Linked DNA regions of Mus musculus: region 1 is linked to region 2. Evidence: chromatin loops called from intact Hi-C (ENCODE). Cell type or tissue: heart. All regions are shown on one strand. Each heading gives the region's core, and the rest is flanking DNA. Links, peaks and the distances in the headings are about the cores only.

The links. Hi-C counts contacts between places; a loop is a spot of excess contacts. Peaks named below come from ENCODE experiments on the same cell type or tissue, not always from the same donor. Only the 100,000 strongest peaks of a DNase experiment are listed, where the experiment ranks them.
Region 1: a loop joins it to region 2, with 5 times the contacts of the local background. A loop is called at or near these places in 2 of 42 quality-filtered maps.

What each region holds. Positions count from the first base shown.
Region 1 is chr5:65,272,143-65,282,646 of GRCm38, forward strand. It overlaps Rfc1 (replication factor C (activator 1) 1), which reads right to left. Exons shown (of 25, transcript NM_001347357.1): 13 at 7,315-7,672; 14 at 6,569-6,681; 15 at 5,215-5,329; 16 at 3,548-3,639; 17 at 3,240-3,377; 18 at 2,233-2,328; 19 at 1,809-1,907; 20 at 236-390; 21 at 1-116. Among named protein-coding and RNA genes, the nearest start is that of Rfc1, 58 kb to the right of the region's middle. In heart, for the core only: no CTCF peak of the experiment used is centred there; no DNase peak of the experiment used is centred there.
Region 2 is chr5:65,322,201-65,332,704 of GRCm38, forward strand. All of the region lies in intron 1 of Rfc1 (replication factor C (activator 1) 1), which reads right to left. Among named protein-coding and RNA genes, the nearest start is that of Rfc1, 8.2 kb to the right of the region's middle. In heart, for the core only: no CTCF peak of the experiment used is centred there; a DNase peak (open chromatin) is centred at 4,301.

The sequences.
Region 1 (10,504 bases), core at 1,082-9,081, 50 kb before region 2:
GGGTGGGCAGAAGACTCCAGTTTTGCTTACTCCGGATCTGATTGTCCACTAAGTCACCGTCACATATGCTATCTGCTGCCCGGCTTAAAAGCATCAAGTGCTTTTTCATGTCACCTCTGCAGAGAAGAGCCAGTCTAGTTACACTACTATCCACTCCCAGCCACGCTTGCACAAGGCTCTGGTCTCTGTGGTGTAGAGAACCCCGATCCTGCCCCTTGCTGCCCTCAGTGCTCACCCTGCAGCCACAGGCTTTACATGCAGGTAGTTCTCCTGGACAAAGAGGGGTGCTATGGAATAGTCATGGAAGAAGAGATCTGACTTGTCCATCAGTGACATGTGTGCAGTCTCCTCTCCAGCTGCAAACACTTTCCGAGTGACATCAAATGGGCCCTGCCAACAAGGGGCAGAAAATGACTGAATGACCAAAACCTAATACTGGTGAAGATGACGCTGGAGCAATAGGCACCTTCACTGCCTGCTGAGGAGAATTATATGATACTTTAGGGGTTCCAAATGACCTAAAATTATGTTTACACAAAATCCTACACATAGTGTTCTAGCACTTTCATCCCAACTGTGGAATCTAGAAGTACTAAGATACTTCTTCCAGTAACCGAATGATAAATAAACTGATATATCTCAGGCCTTGGACTCAACAATTTTAATAAAAATATCAGCCATGAATGTTGGGACACACCAGTAATCCTAGCACTTAGAGATGAGGTTCAAAGCCTGCCTCAGCTACATACTGAGCTTCAGGCCAGCTCAAGTGAGTTACCAGCAATGCAATCTCAAAAGACCATACAAACAAAAAGAACAGTTCATTAAAGGACATGACGGAGCCTTGAATGTACACACTCTACTGTGGGAAAGAAGTCAATCTCCAAAGGCTGCACACTGTATGATTCCCACTACATGGCACTCAGGCAAAACCATGGAGATGGAAGACTGGTGGTTATAGAAGGAGGGGGACTGGAGAGATGACTCAGCAGTTAAGAGCACTGACTGCTGCTCTTCCAGAGGTCCTGAGTTCAATTCCCAGCAACCACATGGTGGCTCACAACCATCTGTAATGGGATCTGATGCCCTCTTCTGGTGTGTCTAAAGACAGCTGCAGTGTACTCATATACATAAAAATAAATAAACCTTTTTTTAAAAAAAGAGGAAGGAATTAAGGATGCCGAGTCTGAGCCCAGGGAAACTACTGTAGTTCTGCAGTGGTAGAACACACCACTGCCCGCCTGTGAGAAAACACAGAGTGTGCAATGTCAAGAATGAGCCCTAGTGAAGTTACTGACTGAGACTCTGGTGCAGGATGCTAAATGAAGTGTACGCTGGAGTGGCTTGCATGGGAAACCTCTGTGCCTTCTACTACATTTTGCTGCAAACTTAAAACTACTTCAAAATCTAAAGTATATCATTTCTTTTTTTAAAAAAGCTAACTATCTATAATTTTGGATAGTAAAGCAGAGCAGAGACAAGAGATAGAGACCTCTAGCTTTGGAAGTTAAACTAACGCACTTGAAACATAGAATTCCCAATAGTACAACCACGGAGGCCACAAATGCATGCAGAAGGTCCAATGGAAAAATCGCTCTCAGTGAGGAAGCATGGGGCTCATTTAAAATATCCCTTTTCATCAGTCTATAAAGATGGCCATGCTAGAAAAAAAGCTCACTGTCTACAGGTCTGACAAGTCTGTGAGCTCTAGAAGTACACCAAGAGATAATTATGTCTACAAAGCTAATATAAGCAGGACAAGAAACACCAACTTCATAACATAACTAAAAAATGGAAACTCATTTTACCAGTCTGATATCCTTCTTAGCCCTCTGAGAATCAGCCTTGGCTTGGTCATAGGTCAGGGCCTTACTTTGTGCACACCACATACTGAGATTGTGTAAAACCTAGAAAAAACACAAAGACGACAATGCCAGGATGAGAAATGGCTGCTCTTTTCCTATCCTGTGCAAGTTTCGAGAGTGGGCAGCTAAAGTACTGACAACTGCCAAGAGCTAGAAGCTGGCTCAGCTGCTCTCCCAACACCCACAAAGCAGCTCGCAGCCATCTGTAACTCCAGTTCCAGGGAGTCTGATGCCCTCTTTTGGCCTCTGCCAATCTAGACACACAAGTGGTAAGTCACATAAATACAGGCAAAATATCCACACACATAAAATAATAAAATTAAATTTAGAAAAGTAACAACTTCCCCAAAATAAATATCTAACTCACCTGTCTGACATCTTGATTAGCTCCCAAAATTATTTCATTCATAGCTGGAGGGGGGATTTTTAAACCCTCTTTAAATGCAATAGACAGCATTGCACTCTGAAATTAACAAACAAGAAAATTGTCATTGACATTTTTTTAACACATAGCATCTGCAATTCTATGGATATTTATGAGATTCTTTTAAAACTGACCCTTGAGTTGGGTTGCTTAAGCCTTTAATCCTAGCATTCAGGAGGCAGAGGCAGACAGATCTCTATTGAGTTCCAGGCCAGCCTGGTCTACAGAGAGAGCTACAGGACAGCCAGGGCTACACAGAAGCCCTGTTTTGAAAAAAAAAATTGACCCTTGAGTTTTCAGTTATCAATCATCATATCTTAGGTAAAACTCACTGGTTACCGCACTGACACTGCCTAAAGTTAAAAATCAACCTTTATATAAATATAATAATGTCATTTTAAAAATATTCTGGGCTAGTGTGCAGGCTAGTTTTACATCAACCTCACAGAAACTATCTGAGAAGAGGAAAAACTGACTGACAAAAACCTCCCTAAGATCAGGCTGTAGGCAAGCCGGAAGGGCATTTTCTTAATTAGTGACTAATGGGAAAGGGTACAGTCTATGATAGGTGGGGCCAGCCCTGGGCTGGTGGCCTGAGTTCTATAAGAAAGCAGGCTGGGCAAGCCATTCAGCAGCATCTACCATGAATCAGCTCCTGCCTCTCTCAACTCCTGACTTCCTGGCAAATAACCTTTGCCCTTCAAGTTGTCTTGTCAGTATTTCATCATAGTGACAGGAACCCTGAGACAGCAAGATGGGTACAGGCATTTCCCATCATGCCTGGTGCCTGCGACTGATCCTAGAACCCCCATAAGTGAACTGACACCCAGAAATGCCCTGTTACCTCCACATGTACACCCTACTGCATTGCATGAGCGTGCACGTGTATGCCTGTGAACACACATACTCCCAAAATTTTTTTAAATTCTTTGTAATTATAATCATCATACCTTAATCTGTTCAACTCGAGGTCTTTGGAAACGAAGATCAAAACAATAATGAACCAATGAGCGAATTTTGGGGTGGTTTCTATCATTGCACATACAAATGATGGGAATTTTAGTATGCTTTATCAGGCCTATTAGCTCCTAAAAGACAAATTTAGAATATGAGGATAATTATTTTTATAAAATAACAGATATTCAATATATTTTAGTATTTTTTAAAAGCTCTCAACTGCTACAATTATCCATGCACATAACGGTTATTTTCTTAATTAAAGCCCACAGTAAAACAGAAGCCACAGTGCTTGTGTTACCTGAATTCCACCCCTGTCTTCATTGCCTGCCATGCCATCGACCTCATCCATGATGAGGGCGTGCCTCGCACTCACGGAAGGAGCCGCTCCACCTGACCAGGGGAAAGAACACAGAACACAGTAAGAGTCAACACACATTTAAACTCCAACAGCTCCAAGAGTGAAGCCATGAAAGCAAACTCTCTTCCCAGCAGTTCACTAAAGTCCATGTAGAGATAGCCAATACATACTTAAAACCTGTGTGCATAAAAATATGTACCTTGTGGGCTTTCACTTAATACATCTTGGTTATTGATCTGTTTCCATCCATCCATCCACCCATCCATCAGTAACACTTCTCTTCTTTTTAAGATTTATTATATGTAGTGGGTATTTTGTCTGCACACCAGAAGAGGTAATGTCCATCCCCAAAACACTTCTTTTTAATGTAATTTAATATTCTCCTTTAAAATGCATAGTAATGTAGTTTATTGATAAGATATTAAGATGCTCAAGCTTTTATATCATACTAATATGTAAATATCCTCATATGTGTGCATGTGTCTACATGTGAGAGTACATTTGGCTGTATGATGAGAGCATGTGGTGTGTGTTTAAGTGTGTGAGCATGTATGTCTGTGTGTGTGTATACTTGTCTGTGTGTGCATGTGTATGTGTGTGTATGTCTATGTGTGCGTGTGTATGTGTGTCTGTGTGTGCATGTATCATTCTACACATATTAAAATATAATGACAGTTAAATTCCAAGAATTGACATAGATTAGAAATTATGTATGATTTAGACTTGAGGAAAAATGCCAGACTGCTAGTGAGTTGTATTAATTAATACTTCCAAGAGCCATGTACAGCAAGCTATATGGAAAGACTGCCCATTAGTACAGTATCTGCCTTGCAAACATAAGAACCTGGGTTCAAACCCTAGAACACACATAAAAAATCTTGGGTGTGGTGAGGTGCACACGTCTCACATCCACACACACCCACATACATATACCAAGAGACAGAAAAAGTGGGGGGATGGGAGAGGGAGGGAGGGAGAGGGAAGAAAGAGAAGGAGGGAAGGAGGAGAGAAAGAAAGAAGGGGGGAGGACTCTTCTGAGCAATTTCTTTCAAAAACTAACTTCTAACATAAAAGTACCGCAGTTCTATGGCACTCTCCACAGGCATGTGGATCCTTACCTGATACATCTTCATTTCCCCATGAACTCAGCCTTTTGGGACCACTAGTTACAACACAACCTTCCACAGTGATCACACCTTCTTGCTATAAATGGGCCCTTTCATTCTTCAAGGCTCTCTGAATCAAGTCATCCTTTTACTGCAGAGTACACAATCAGCTCCCCCCCCCCCCCACACACACACACACACAGGCTTTCGGCCTCAGTGAACGGTGCACTTCACTCTCCCCGTTCTCCTTTACAAGACTCACCTGGAACTGTCCAACATCACACACAAAATGAAAACTGTATATGCACACATTTCTATCCCAGTCTCAAAAACCTCTGAGATCACAGAGCAGAACTAATGCCCCAGAAGAGTTATGCCAAAGGCCTTTCCTATCTTGATGCCTCAGGATACTTACCACACAGGAGTGCTCATTACAGAACACTGAAGTGACTTGTTTTTCTTAAACCACATCTATAGCCACAGTTCAAAAAGGGCACATACTTGTATAAAAGCCTTTGATGCTGGTGTTGTTCAAGGATTCAGCAACAACTGCTTTCAAACTGTTCTTACTCCGAGTATCACTTGCATTTAGTTCCACATAACTGTAGCCCAATTCCTAGTCAAAATATTAAAAATCATTATTATAACAGTGCAAATGATCCTGGGCAGCAGCTGATTAAGGAACACAGAGGTTCCAAAAGTCACATTAAACATGAGTAAAAAATTAAGTATGATACCAAAAGGCCACAAATCTAATTCCCCACAGCATTAGAGATTCTTAAAACAACACATACACAGAGGAGTTTGGTTTTAAAACCACAGCTGGTAAGCTATGTATGGTGGCTCATGCCAGGGTATCAGACCACCTGCCTGTATCATAGTGGGTGTATTCAAATAACCCTTACTTAATAATGGCTGTCTTAGTTAGGGTTTCTATTGCTTTGATGAAACACCATGACTGAAAAGCAAGTTGGGGAGGAACGGGTTTATTTGGCTTACACTTCCATATCACTGTGGATCACTGAAGGAAGTCAGGACAGGGACACATACAGAGCAGAATCCTGGATTCAGGAGCTGATCCAGAGGCCATAGAGGGTCTGCTGTCTGTCCTGCTAAGCCTTTCTTATAGAACCCAGGACCATCAGCCCAGGGATGGCCCAACCCACAATGGGCTGGGCCCTCCCCCACTGATCACTAATTGAGAAAACGCCTTACAGCTGGATTTCACAGAGGTATTTCCTTACCTGAGGCTCCTTCCTTCTAAGGTCTGGCTTATGTCAAGTTTACACAAAACCAGCCAGTACCGTGGCCCTAGACAGTAAGAGGGGGAGGCAAGGAGGGTGCCAGGACACAGGAGGCAGACTAACTATATGAAGTGGCACTGCTGCAGGGCACGGTGCACAGGGCTCTGTACCACCTGCAGCCACGGCATCTCCTGAGCGCCTAGTAACACATCCTCCACCTATAAGGGAAAATGGATGTTTTTATAATAGCCAATTCAATAACAGGTTTAAGGTGGGGTTTGTTTTTTTTTTCTTTAATTTTCTTTAGATTTTTTTTAAAAAGACTTGTGTCCTGGAACTTACTATGTAGACTAGGCTGGCCTTGAATTAACCTCGAGATTCACCTGCTTCCTCAATGCTGGGATTATAGGCATGCACTACCACACCCAGCCAGAATAATAGCATTAAAAAAAAAAAAAAAAAGAAGTGACAAACACCACTAAAGCCAAAGAAAATTCTAAAGTTTGACTTTAGAAAAATATACACTGTAGATTAACACAGACACACACACACGCACACACACACACACACACACACACGAGCTGATCACTGCACTATGACAGGGCACCCACCTGACACACAAGAGAAGCTGTAGTGGTTTTGCCAACACCTGGAGGGCCAGACAGCAGAGCTGCCTTGAAACTGGAGCCATCATCTTTGCTGGCAAGTTTGCCAAACTTTGCTGCTAGGGAAGAGAAGTTCCAGAGCATTAACATGCACCATATTTCAGACACTCCAGATCAGAAGGAACCATTTATGAACTGCCCGAGAGCTTTGCAAAGCAGAGAGGAGAGTGCAGACCAAAAGCAAATGGCAATGTAATGAGGCTGTAGGTCACTGTGCCAGTGCTTACCTCAGCTTCTTCCAGTTTCCTTAAGGGCCCTGGGCATTCTCTCTCTCACAGGCCTTCAGACACTGGCACTGGTTGTTCCTCCAGCCCAATACCACACCCATCTCCCTTAGCCCAGCTGTCTGCTACCTGGACTCCAAGGTCGCTCCAGGGCTGAGCGCTCACACCCTCTTCCTTGACTACACACCAGCATCCCCAGAGCTAGCTCCCTGTACTTACCCTACAAAAGCACTTGGCACATGCATTTTAACAGCTGGCTCATAATCTCCCCACTCTCTGGGGGCCCCTGAAGGGCCTGCTTTGTTCACAGAAGCACCACCAGGGCCTAGAGCACTTGGGCACTCAACAAGCCTCGATAAATACTTGATGACAGGCAAATGAACCATGCATGAGCCTTTGGCCATGAATACAACTGAGCACTACATATGTTGACAGACACACAGAAAATGACTAAAGTTGTGAAATCACCATGTTTTTTCTCTTCAGGAGAACTCTTGTGCCAGTTTCTGAGCCAACGTAGTAATTTGTTGGCACAGCTCTGGTCACCCTGCTGTCCGATTATGTTCTTGAGTGAGGCGGGCTTGTACTTATCCACCCAGAGCAGACATTCCTCTTTGTTGCTACTGCGGTTGCCATGTGTCTCCTTGACATCCAGGCCCCTTGGGCACGTGCTTGCCTCCTTCTTCACTGCCTTCATAGGACTGTTCTTTAGGAGAGTCAGCTTGCACTTTTTAGACTCTGACTCCTTCTTGGCTGGACTAATTTTTCTTTTTCCTTGATCATTTTTTTGGGGTGTTCGCTCCAATTTGGACTTTTCTTTCTTCATCTGCAGGGGAAATCAAAAAGGCCTGATGAAACACAGAAGATTCCTGTCCTGCCACACACTCCCCAGAGGCAAACTGACACAGCCAAGTGACTGGGCTGCTGTCACAATGGGCTATCAGTGTCTGCAGTCACCATTTTCCAAACTTCACAAACATTAACAACACGCCCAGAAAGCCAATACAGTCATCATTTTTAAAATAAAGACAGGATCATGAGGTAAACAACTTGCTTTAAAGCTTCTTGACTACGTAAAACCAACGTCTCCTCTAAAACGCACATATACAACGTCACAGCAGTGCTGTGTTACATGGTGCACATGCGCATTACAGCCATAAAAGAAGAGCCCAAACATCCACTGGGGAACTCAGCATAAACAAAAAATGACTGAGATCCACCCAATGGAATATTATTTAACTATAAAAAGGAATGGATACTAATATATACAACTTGGTTCGCCTAGAAACCATTACAGAAAATAAAAGGGCTAAAACCAGAAAATTTTACTTATACAAAATGTCCAAAATAGGTAAATCCTTAGAACAGAGCATAGTGGCCACCAGGCAGAGGGTATGACAAGCGACTATCATTAAGTATAGGATTTCTTTTTGGAGGTAATGACAGAGTCTGGAATGAGATGCAGTAACTGGGTCAACAAGATGGCTCACTGGGTAAAGGCACTTGCCACCAAGCCTACTGACCTAACTTCAATCCTCAAAACCCTCACTGTGAAAGGACAGAACCAACTCAAGGAAGATGTCCTCTGACCTTCACATGTACCCAGACATAAATACATGTAGTCAATAATAAATAAATGTAATTTTTTAAATTGTATGTACATTGCTGTTCTGCCTCCATGTATGAGTAGGGTCCCTGGAGCTGGAGTCACAGACAGTGTCACTCAGTTGCCATGTGAGTGCTGCAAATTGAACCTGGGTTCCCTGAAAGAGGAGCCAATGCTCTTAACTGCTGAGCCACTTCTTTAGCCCCCTAAATAAATGTAATTTTTTAATTAAATACTAATGATCACTGCACAGGTATGAATTACATTTTTTAAAAAGCGAGTTTAAAAAAATGGAAATAATATCTTAATTTCTAAAACAGTTAAACGCCTTCCAGCAATGCTAGAACTTATTATAACTACCTAGTTAGGGCGGAGGTTTCTGGAGATATAAGGTAACTATCCACTCAGCAAAGCTATAAGCTACAGAGCAGAAAGTCTTCTCACTCACGGAGACCCGCAGACACGATCTCAACCAACTGATCAAGGTATATCATTATCGTGTGTGAGACACACTGAGCAGGACACAATATCGTGTTCTTCCCAAACTGGGTAACACAACCTAACTGTGAGAAACATCACACGATGCTATGACAGTCTACAAACAGCTAAGCAGAAGAAACTGAGGAAACAGAACCACCGTAGGCTGGAGGAGGCTGAAGCAGTGCAAGCCAATAGGACCCTGGAGCAGACAAAGGACAACAGGAACCAATGTGCCGTGAGGCGAAAACACACTGTATCACACTGCACTTGTTACAGCTCAACCATGGTTACAGAGCACACTTCATTCCTAGGACTTTTCTACTGGAATAATCTGGGTGGACAATCTAGTCACATTGGTGACACTCTAGGGACAAGAATCTTGGCATGCAGGCAGACAGTGGAATAAATGTGACAGCACTGGTAGATACAAACACAGACAATGGAAGAGTTCAGAAGTCCTGCCAACTTGGTAGACTAAGCCCATCCTGCCCACAGCCTAGCTATGCAAGCCAACACTTTCTTCTTCTCTTTCCTTTTCTTTTCTTTTCCCTTTCTTATACAGATTGGTTTCTGTTAATTGAAAAACTCCTAATAAAGTTTTCACTAAAGATGCTAAAGCCCAGCAGTAAAAACACTTCCTTCAGATACAAATTGGAAAGGAAGAAGTCAAAATATCATTATTTGCAGATGATATGATAGTATATATAAGTGATCCTAAAAATTCCACCAGAGAACTCCTAAACCTGATAAACAGCTTCACTGAAGTAGCTGGATATAAAATTAACTCAAACAAATCAATGGCCTTTCTCTACACAAAGGATAAACAGGCTGAGAAAGAAATTAGGGAGACAACACCCTTCACAATAGTCACAATATAATATAATATATAAATACCTTATATATATAAATATTTATATAATATATAAATAGTCACAATATAATATAATATATAAATACACAATATAATATAAAATACCTTGGGGTGACTCTAACTAAGGAAGTGAAAGATCTGTTTGATAAGAACTTCAAGTCTCTGAAGAAAGAAATCAAAGATCTCAGAAGATGAAAAGATCTCCCATGCTCATGGATTGACAGGATCAATATAGTAAAAATGGCTATCCTTGACAAAAGCAATCTACAGATTCAATACAATCCCCATCAAAATTCCAACTCAATTCTTCAACGAATTAGAAAGGGCAATTTGCAAATTCATCTGGAATAACAAAAAACCTAGGATAGCAAAAACTATTCTCAATGATAAAAGAATCTCTGGTGGAATCACCATGCCTGGCCTAAAGCTGTACTACAGAGCAATTTTGATTAAAAACTGCATGGTACTGGTATAGCAACAGACAGGTAGGCCAATGGAATAGAATTGAAGACCCAGAAATGAACCCACATACCTATGGTCACTTGATCTTTGACAAGGGAGCTAAAACCATCCAGTGGGGAAAAGACAGCATTTTCAACAAATGGTGCTGGCACAACTGGCGGTTATCATGTAGAAGAATGCAAATTGATCCATTCTTATCTCCTTGTACTAAGGTCAAATCTAAGTGGATTAAGGAACTC
Region 2 (10,504 bases), core at 931-8,930:
GGTAGAGAAACCACAGCACCCTCATCTATCTTAGCAGACATGCACTAACTCTACACTTGCAAACGTTTCACACCCTGGGTAGGGCTGACTGCCTCCACTGCGAGACTGTGAGGCCTTAAGCATAACATGCAAGGTGAGCAGCCTGGCTCCTAGAGCGCGGTGTCACCTTACTCTCCCGAGTGAGTAACACTTCCTGTCTAGTATTGCAGGTGTTCAACGCCTTGATGAAATGCGGAACAAGCCAAGTGATATGCCAAATAAAGGGCCAAGGCCCTCGCTCACTCAGCTGCCCGTGGAGTTCTGCTGAATGGGGAGTTAGAAAGGGGCTAACTCTTTTTTCACTTACTTCTTCTGTATGCGTGACTATGTATGTACGTGGGGACACATCGGTGGAGGTCCAAGGACAACTTTCAGGAGTCACTTCTCTCCTTCCATAACATGGGTCTCAGGAGTCAACAGGCTTGGTAGCAAGTACCTTTTCTCGATAATTAATCAAGCCAACCCGAGAAAAAGAAGTTATTTTTTACATTTTCTTTTACAATTTTGACAATGACAAGACCTTCTTCTAAGTGGATTAATATGATGCTCAAACATCCATAAAGACAGATTTCCCAGGCACGGTGATGCTTACCTGTAATCTCACTTTGAAGGCTGAGGCAAAAGAAATATAAGTTCGATGCCAGCCAACTACCACAGAGTTAAGTCCCTGTCTTAAAAACAGAAAGTAGCTGGGCGGTGGTGGCGCACGCCTTTAATCCCAGCACTCGGGAGGCAGAGGCAGGCAGATTTCTGAGTTCGAGGCCAGCCTGGTCTACAGAGTGAGTTCCAGGACAGCCAAGACTACACACAGAAACCCTGTCTCAAAAAACCAGAAAAAAAAAAAAAAGAAATGGAAAGGTGGCTGACACCTTTAATCACTTTAGAACCAGCCTGGTCTACACAGTGAGTTCTAGGACAGCCAGAGCTACATAACAGAGACCTTGTCTCAAAAGAAAGGAAGGAAGGAAAGAGAGGAGGAAGTGGGGCAGGTGTGGAACACTTAATCCCAGCCAAAGTAATCGGCTAGAATGTAAATTCAAGTGCAACATAGTGAGTTCCAGACCAGTCAGGACATCATAGACAGCTCTTGTCTCAAAAGGAAGGGAGGGAGGAGGGAGGGATGAAGAGAGGGAGGAGGGAGGGATGAAGAGAGGGAGGAGGGAGAGGGGAGACGGAAAGGGGGAAGGGGAAGAAGGAAGGGAAGGAGAGAAAGGAGGATGAAACTAAGCATGGAGATGCACAAGGGCAACCCCCAGCACTCTGAAGGCAGCCAAGGGAGGATCATGAGTTCAAAGTCAGCTATCAAAGCAATTCAAGGCTAATTACATCTACATGAGACAGATAGGCAACAGCCACAGAAATGGAAAATGCAGAACTAAGCCAGATGCTGGGTAAACCTAGTGAAAAGGACCAACATGGAAGGCCCACGACCTTCTTCACAGCAGCCATCAAACTAAAGCTCCACTGGGTCATTCTGTATCCTAGGAGAATCACTGTCCTCACCACATTACAGAGGCTGCCATCTAAGACAGTGACAGAGACACGGGAACAAACCCTGACTCACTCCGCCTTTCGGTGAGAGGGAAAGCTCACACAGTGCTGGGCAGCTAGGAAGCAGCAGTCTACAATTTTGTCCTGGCCAGACAGAAATCCAAGGATGAAGGTGCTAGAGGTTAAAGTGTGTGCTGCTCTTGCAGAAGACCTGAATTCAACTCCCAGCACTTACGCAGGGTGACTCACAACCACCTGTAACTCTAGCTCTAGGGGATCTGATGTCCTCTTCTGGCCTCAACAGGCACATGAACTCACAAGCACATACCTACAGAGATGCACACATATACATAATATAAAAATAATAAATCTAGGGCTGGAGAGATAGCTCAGTGGTTAAGAGCACTAGCTGTTCTTCCAGAGGACCCAGATTCAATTCCCAGCACCCACATGACAGCTTACAACTGTCTTTAACTCCTGTTCCAACACCCTCACATAGACATACATGCAGTCAAAACACCAAAGTACATAATAAAAAATAATATAATAATAATATAATATAAATAAATAATAAAATATAATAATAATAATAATAAGAGAGAGAAATTCAAGGGTGGGCCTAGAAAACTGTAGAACATTTGGTCAAAGAATGAGCCAAACAGACTAGAAAGGGTTAGAAGGCAACGCTCAGAACAGGTGTTCTACAGCATCTTAGGAATGATGCCAGGTCAGTTTCCTGGAGAGGTGCCTGGAACAGGAAGGACACACATGCCTGGAATGGCAGGAATCCCCCAAAGGTTCTTGCAGCTATGTAGGATCCAGAAGTGACTGTGGTCTTTTAGATGTGTTAGGGAAACAAGTAAATACGGCAAGTATCTGAACACTCAAAGCTTATGAATCTCATCAGTAAACGTCCAGTTGACTTTAGAGTGATGAAGCTCTCATCTAACGGACAGCTAAGCAACCCAAACCAGTCTTGGCCATCCCGAGCAGAACTACACTTTGATGCTAATCTCTACCCCTTGACCAAATACAGCTTAACATTGTTACCTGAGCACTCGTTCAAATCATGTTTTTCTAGTAGGAATTATAAATTTTCAACTTATTACAGCCCTGGGAGCTTGAACCTGAGGTCTTGCCCACACTAAACAAGTACTCTACCACTAAGCTCCATTCCTGGCCCATTTCTTATCTTTGAGACAAGGTTCATTAAAATGCCCAGGCTAGCCTTGAAAGCATTCTGTAATCTAAGCAGGGCCTGACCTTGTGGCCTTCCTGCCTTAGCCTCTCTGTGGCTACAGTTACAGCTTGCACCACCAGGGATGGCCCAATACTTTTTAAACTAAAAATTTATTAAATGGAATAGAGATGGTTTAGTGCTAAAGAGCACTGGCTGCTCTTCCAAAGGACCTAAGTTCACATCTCAGCAGTCACATGGTGGCTAACAACCGTCTGGGTCCAGAGAGTCCAATACTTTCTCTTGGCCTTTTAAGGGCATTGTAGTCGCATGTTACAGACACACATCCAAACAAAAACATCCACACACATAAAATAAAAATAAGTTTAAAAAAGGAAAAAAAACTTTTTGGTGGTGGTGCATATCCTTAATCCTTGTACCTGGAGCAGACAGATCTCTGTAAGTTCAAGGCCAGCCTGGTCTATCAGGTAAAACAAGACTATGTAGTGAGACCCTATTTCCGAAAAACAAAATCAAAAACAAGAACAAACAGAAAAAAAAATGCAAGAGGACATATAAATTACTGAACGAAATAAATATTATGAGTACTAAAACAAACTTCACTAGGCATGGTGGCACACGTATGCAATTGCAGCACTGGGAAGCTGAAAGCAGGACTATCAAGTTCAAAGCCAGTCAGGGCTATGAAACAACTACCAGGCAGGGCTGGTGAGATGGGTCAGCAGTTAAGAGCACCGACTGCTCTTCTCAAGGTCCTGAATTCAAATCTCAGCAACCACATGGTGGCTTACAATCATCTGTAACAAGATCTGACGCCCTCTTCTGAAGTGTCTGAAGACAGCTACAGTGTACTTACATGTAATAAAGAAATTTAAAATAATAAGTACCAGGCCAGAAAGGGCTAGACAAGCATACATACTCCCCCAGGAAACCCTTGATTGGGATTTTTGCTATGACTGTTCTTGCTGTTTTTTGTTTTAAGAAAATGTAAGCAGGCGGTGGAGAGACATCTCAGCTGTAAGAGTGCATGCTATGCAAACATGAGGGCCTAAGTTCAAATCCCCAAACCCACACAAAGATCCAAGCATGAGTGCACACATGTGTAAGCCCAGCACTGAGATGGGAGCATAGACAAGAGGACTGGGGCTGGCTAGCTCGAAGTTCAGTGAAAGGCCCTATCTCAAAAAAAAAATAGGGTGAAGAAAAACAGCAGGATGCCAGGGGTCTTCCTCTGGACAGACAGACACACGGACACACACACACAGACATGGGTGGATACACAGAGAGATATTAAATTAGCACTGTGTATTACTCTGAACTAAATTATTAAAATTCACTTCTATATTAGACGCCTGACTTGTGTCACATTACCATATTGTGGCTACAAAAGACAAAAACAACTTTCACTTTTAGTAGGCCACTTCCTCTCCTTCAAAATTGGCTTTTAGCCACACAAATTACTTTTTTTAGAAATCAAAACTGTCACTACACACAGCAAACATGATTGTTTTAGCTAAGTTTAGCACTGCCTCAAGCACCTCCCTGAGGAGGACACCATGAGCTAGCCAAGTGTGGTCTTTACAAAGGTGGAGTGAGACGACTACACGGGACACGAGACACAACTGTATGTCCCGGGAAGAAAACTGCTCTATGGTCCCTCCAGATTCCCTTTCACTCAGGCCACCACTAAATACTTCTCAGCGCCTTGGACAGACCAGGATCAGTGCTCAGTGCTCAGAAGAAAAGACACAGGAAAGAGAAGAACATAAACAAAACAAAAGCCCCTCCATTCCCACAGAGCCTCCATCTGTCTGCTCTCTGTCTGTCCTTAGAGAACACAAGCTGAGCAGAGAAAAATAAAGCCCAGCTGGGAAGAGAAACCAGGCCTCTATATCTCTTCCTGACACTTCCTCACAGGCTCTTCTTAACAATAAAAAAAAAAAAAAAAATGTCTGTCTATTTGTGGGGATTCTCTGTGTAGCCCTGGCTGTCCTAGACCTCACTCTATAGACCAGGCTGGTCTCAAACTCAGAGATCCACCTCCCAAGTGCTGGGACTAAAGGGGTACACTACCATCACCAGGTGACAAGGCTGGGATAATTCAGAGAATACAATAGAGTCTCTTAAACACTCATCATAGACAGTTTCAGGTCCCTGATCCAAAATTACAAAATTAAAAAAAAAAAAAAAAAAAGAAAGAAAGAAAGAAAAAACTGAGTACAACATGGAAATAATTATCTAATCAGGTTTAAAACACTAAGGTCTCTTTCTTTTCTTTTAGGCTTTTTTTTGGGAGGGGAGGGGGGGTTTCAAGACAGGGTTTCTCTGTGTAGCCCTGGCTGTCCTGGAACTCACTTTGTAGACCAGGCTGGCCTCGAACTCAGAAATCCACCTGCCTCTGCCTCCCGAGTGCTGGGATTAAAGGCGTGTGCCACCACGCCCTGCAGTCTCTCTTTTCACACTGGCTAGAGTGGGGCAACTAGTGTCTGACACTGATGGTACCATTTATTTCAGATTTCTGACATTGACCACAGCTAACATACTGGGATTGTTGTCCTCATTCATCTGGAGATTAACATTTCACAAATGATTTCTAATCCAAAAATATCAAATTTCAACTATCTATGTGATCACATAACTTAAGTTCAAACCAAAAACAGACCTATGATATAATACAGTAAAGGACCATGTTTCTAATGGCTACCTTACCATCCTGAAAAAAAAAAAAAAAAAAAAAAAAAAAACTAAAATAATCCAAGGTTTCACATATAGCCCTGACTGGTCTGGAATTGGCTATGTAGACTCAGGATGCTCTGCCTCTGCCTTTTGAGTACTGTCACCACACCCAATCATGAAATCTTTTAATAATTTAAATACAAAGTCATGAACAAAAATATTTTTAATAAATTTATTTATTTGATGAGAATGAGTGTTTAGCCTGCATGTATGTGTGCATGTCATATACGTGCCTGGCGCCTATAGTGATCAGAAGAGGCTTCGGGTCTCCTGGAAATGGAGTTATGGGAAGGTTATGAGCCTCTATGTGGGCTCTGGGAACTGAACCCAGGTCCTCTGCCAGAGCAGCAAGTGCCCTTAACCATTGAGCCATCTCTCCAGCCCCTAGAGTAGTAGTTCTCACCCTTCCTAACCATGTTACTACTTCATAACTGTAATTTTGCTACTGTTATGAATTGTAATGTAAATAGCTGTTTTCCAGCGGTCTTTGGTGATTTCTGTGAAAGGGTTGTTCAACAACCCCCAAGGGGGTGTGACCACCAAGTTGAGAACTGCTACTCGGGAAAATGACAGTAACTCTTACCTTATTGATATTTTTATTGGGATTACAAAGTTCATTCACACATCAAATATTCATGGAAAATGTAACATATGCCAGATACTACAGAGCAGTTCTCTGTCCCTGCGGCATCTACCCTTGCAGAGACTGACAAATAAAATGCTCCAAAATAATCAGTAAAATGTTCCAAAACATATGTGTGTGTGTGCCAAAGAAACACAGTCTATACCGGCACATCAGAAAGTTTACACAGTCTATACCGGCACATCAGAAAGAAACACAGTCTATACCGGCACTTCAGAAAGTTTACACAGTCTATACCGGCACTTCAGAAAGTTTACACAGTCTATACCGGCACATCAGAAAGTTTACACAGTCTATACCGGCACATCAGAAAGTTTACACAGTCTATACCGGCACATCAGAAAGTTTTCAGCTTGCATAAGCCTGATGAGTGGTATTTTCCCCAGAAGTATTCAAAATGAAGCACACACACAAAACTCCAAATACAGGTGTGGGATGTAACTCAGGAGAAAATATTTGTCTATAATCCATAAGGCTTAGGTCCACTCGCTAGCACTGAAGAGGTGGGAGGAGGGGCGAGGGGCAGGAGAGCTAGTGTGATGACACAGTGGGTAAAAGTGCTTGTCACCAACCCTGATACCCTAAGTTCAATTTCCAAGTTGCCTCTGACCTCCACACATGTACTGTGGCAGGCATGTATGCACACACAATAAATTAATAAAATAAGTCAGTAAATCGGTGTGCCTGGTTACATAAATAAATTGTGGCTGGGCAGAGCGATACATTCCTATAGGCCCAGCACTTGGAAGGTACAGGCAGCAGATGGAACTCAAGTTCAAGGTCACTCTCAGTTCCACAACAGCCTGGGACATATGAGACTCTGCCTCATAGGACAATAAATAAACAAAGTCAATGTGCTTAATTCACAGAACAAGTCTACAAGTTGTTAACCCTACTAAGAAACTGAGAATGCCAAGAAGCCATTCTCTAGCAAAAGTTTTAAAACTGAAGAGTGGGCCAGCAGTGGTGGTACAGGCCTTAAATCCTGGCACTCAGGAGGCAGGGAAGACAAATCTCAGAGTTCCTAGACAGCGTGGCCAGAGCTAAACAGAAAAACCCTGTCTCAAAAAACCCAAAAATAAATAAATAAGCATACTGACTGACTGAAAGTTAGTTCTGGAGGAATACCTTATAGTGACAGCACTTTCTACTCTTCCAGGACCTGAGTTATCCCCAGCATTTCTGTCAGGGGTTTATATTCAATCACCTGTAACTGTAGCCTCCAAGGTAACTCACACTTACGACATTCACTCAGACACGCACAAATACACGTAAATAAAAACCAATATTTAAATTGAAGACTGACCTAAACATAAGGGGGAAACAGCTAACCATCCCTTCAACCCCAGCCCTGGGGAGTGTGAGGCAAGAGCATGAGACCACCCTCGACTACTTGGCAAAGCCATCTCAACAGAGAGAAAGGCAGGGACAGAGACAGAGAGAGGCAGGTCCCATCTCTACGGTGTATTAACAATTCTGCAAGATGACTTGACTAGAAATTAGTGTTGCAAATCAGGCAACCCAAGTATAATTTTGATAAACACAGATCAAACTAAATTACCAGATTTTGTCAGGTACTGAAAAGAAGATGGGTACGTTTTCTAATTTTTAATCTGTACTAAGACATTTCCAAGTTGGTTTCAAATCTACTAGCATAAGTAGAGATGAAAAACAAAACTTTTTACTATACCCTCACAAACCCAGAAGAAATGCAGCATTAGATGAACTTCGGCTTCAGAAACCCTGGAGTATAAACACTGATGCACGTTGCTCTGAAGCAGACAGAAGCAGCTCTCATTACTGTTCTGCACTTGTTAGGAGCTCAACCAGCAGATGTGGTAGATGTGAAAGGAGAGAGGGCACAAACTATGTCACTGTCATTTGCCTTTGATGCTCTGCAGAGCAGCTGACACGGCAATACACATTGGTCTTACTTCTCTATTTTAAAATGAGCAAAGAAATACAAATATTGTTTAACATTCTAAATGACCCACCAAATTCACAAGAAAAATTATCATCAACATACTTCACAAAGACTACTCAAATATTTAACAAGCTTCTACTTTGTAAACCACTAAAATGCAAAACTATATTTCTTTTCTTTAGGTTTTGGTTTTTCAAAACAGGATTTCTCTGTATAGCTCTGTTTGTCCTGGAATTCACTCTAAGGACCACCCTGGCCTTGAACTCAGAGATCCTCCTGCCTCAGCCTTTCCCATTCGTACTAGAATTTGGCCTACCAGGTATGAAATATATAGGTACAAGTTTATTCTTTATTCATCCCTGTTTTCTATCAGGTATGAAATGTAAACATCCAAGTTTATTCTTTATTATTTTGCATGAGGGCTATCTGGCCTCTTTTGTTTATTTTGTTTTATTTGTTTTTTGGAGACAGGGTTACTCTGTGTAACAACAGAGCCCTGGCTCTTTGTAGACCAGACTAGCCTTGAACTCACAGAGATCAGCCTGCCTGAGTGTCAAGATTAAAGGTATGTGCCACCATGACTGGCTTCGGCTTTTTTTTTAATAGACTATTGAATTCTCTGACACCTCTGTCAAAGACAAAAAGCTGGAGACTCAAGTTCAACAATTCCCAGAGCAAAGTTAGTCTCTGTCTCCAGATGAGCTTCAGAAGAGAGGAAAAGCCCCTAAAATGGTCCATGTGCCTATATGCATTTCTGCCACTCAGAAATTTTGCATACCTCTCACCACACTTCTCAAAGGGAACAGTGGCCCATGCAGAAGTTAAGAACCTCTGTCCTATAACTATGCACAGGTGTTCAATAAACACTCGTTAAACTGAACTTTATTCTGGGGTTCTGCTAGGCTTCTTTTTGTGTTAACTGCTAGAGGACTAAATTGAACACCAATATAATATATAATTTTTTTAAATATTTGCTTTATCTGTTTATGTGGATGGCTGCTTTGCCTGTGTATATGCATGCATACCATGTACACGCCTGGTGCCCCTGAAGCTCAGGGGACTTTGAATCCTCCTCAGACTGGAGCTAGAGATGGTTGTGAGCCTCCATGTGGCTGCTGGGAACCAAACCCAGGTCCTCTACAAGAGCAACAAGAGCTCTTAACAGCTGAGCCACCTATCCCACCCCAAATACATATGTACGGATGTATGTATTTTATATGTGTATGTGGACATGAGTACAAGTGCCCTCAAGGACCAGGTGCCTTGAATCCCTGGGAGCTGGAGTTACAGGCAGCTGTTAGCCACCTACTGTCAGAAGCATCTATGCCCCTACCCCCTTTTTTTTCTCCTAATTTTCTGAGATAGGGTCTCATGAACTGCAGGCTGAACGGGAACTACGTAACAGAGATTGGTCTTTAACTCCTGATCCTTCTGCCTCTGCTGCACAAGCACTGGCTAAGAGCATGACCAGCTTCTTATGCCCTTAAGAACTGATGCAAACACCTACAAAAGTTCTCACCAAATAAAAAGGACAGGCTGGACATGGTGGTGCATACCTTTGATCCCATCAGAGGCCACAGAAGCAGAGGCAGAAGGATCTGTTAGTTCAAGGCCAGCATGGTTTACATAGCAGTTCCAGATCACTCAGATACACAGTAAGACCCTGTCTAGGATCCTTTCTGAAAAACAGATTATTGCAGCTGGAACAACTATATAATGCCTACTACATGCCAAGCTCCAGAATCAAAGCTGTGCATACACTGTTCCTCTCATTGAACCTGCAGCAGGCGGGTGATTCATTCGCGGAGGCTGGCAGTCATGAGCACCAGGGATCCACCTAGCTCCCTTCCTCCCTCAACACTGGGGTTACAAATGCATACAACCACACCTGCATTTTGAGTGCTGGGGACCCAAACTCAAGCCTTCATGCTTGTAGGGCAGGCACTATACCAACTGAACCATCTCTCTGGCCCTTAAAATTGTCTTAATTCTGCAAATATTCCATTAAAGAAGGCTGAACAGTTAATAGCACTTGCTGCCCTTATAGAGGACCCAGGTTCAGTTCCCAGCACCCACATGGCAGCTCATAGCAACCTGTAACTCCAGTTTCAGGAAATCCAACACCCTCTTCTGGCTTCCTCAGGCACCAAGCACAATACATGGTGCACATGCAAGCATGCAAGCAAACACTTACATGCATAAACTAATAAGTATATCTTTTAATTAAGAGGACCAGGCTGCTATAAGCTGTCATGTGGGTGGGTGCTGGAAACTAAACCTGGATCCTCTACAACTATGCTATGACACACACACACATTTTTTAAAAAGTAAATAAATGGGCTGGTGAGATGGCTCAGTGGGTAAGAGTACCCAACTGCTCTTCCGAAGGTCAGGAGTTCAAATCCCAGCAACCACATGGTGGCTCACAACCATCGGTAACGAGATCTGACTCCCTCTTCTGGAGTGTCTGAGG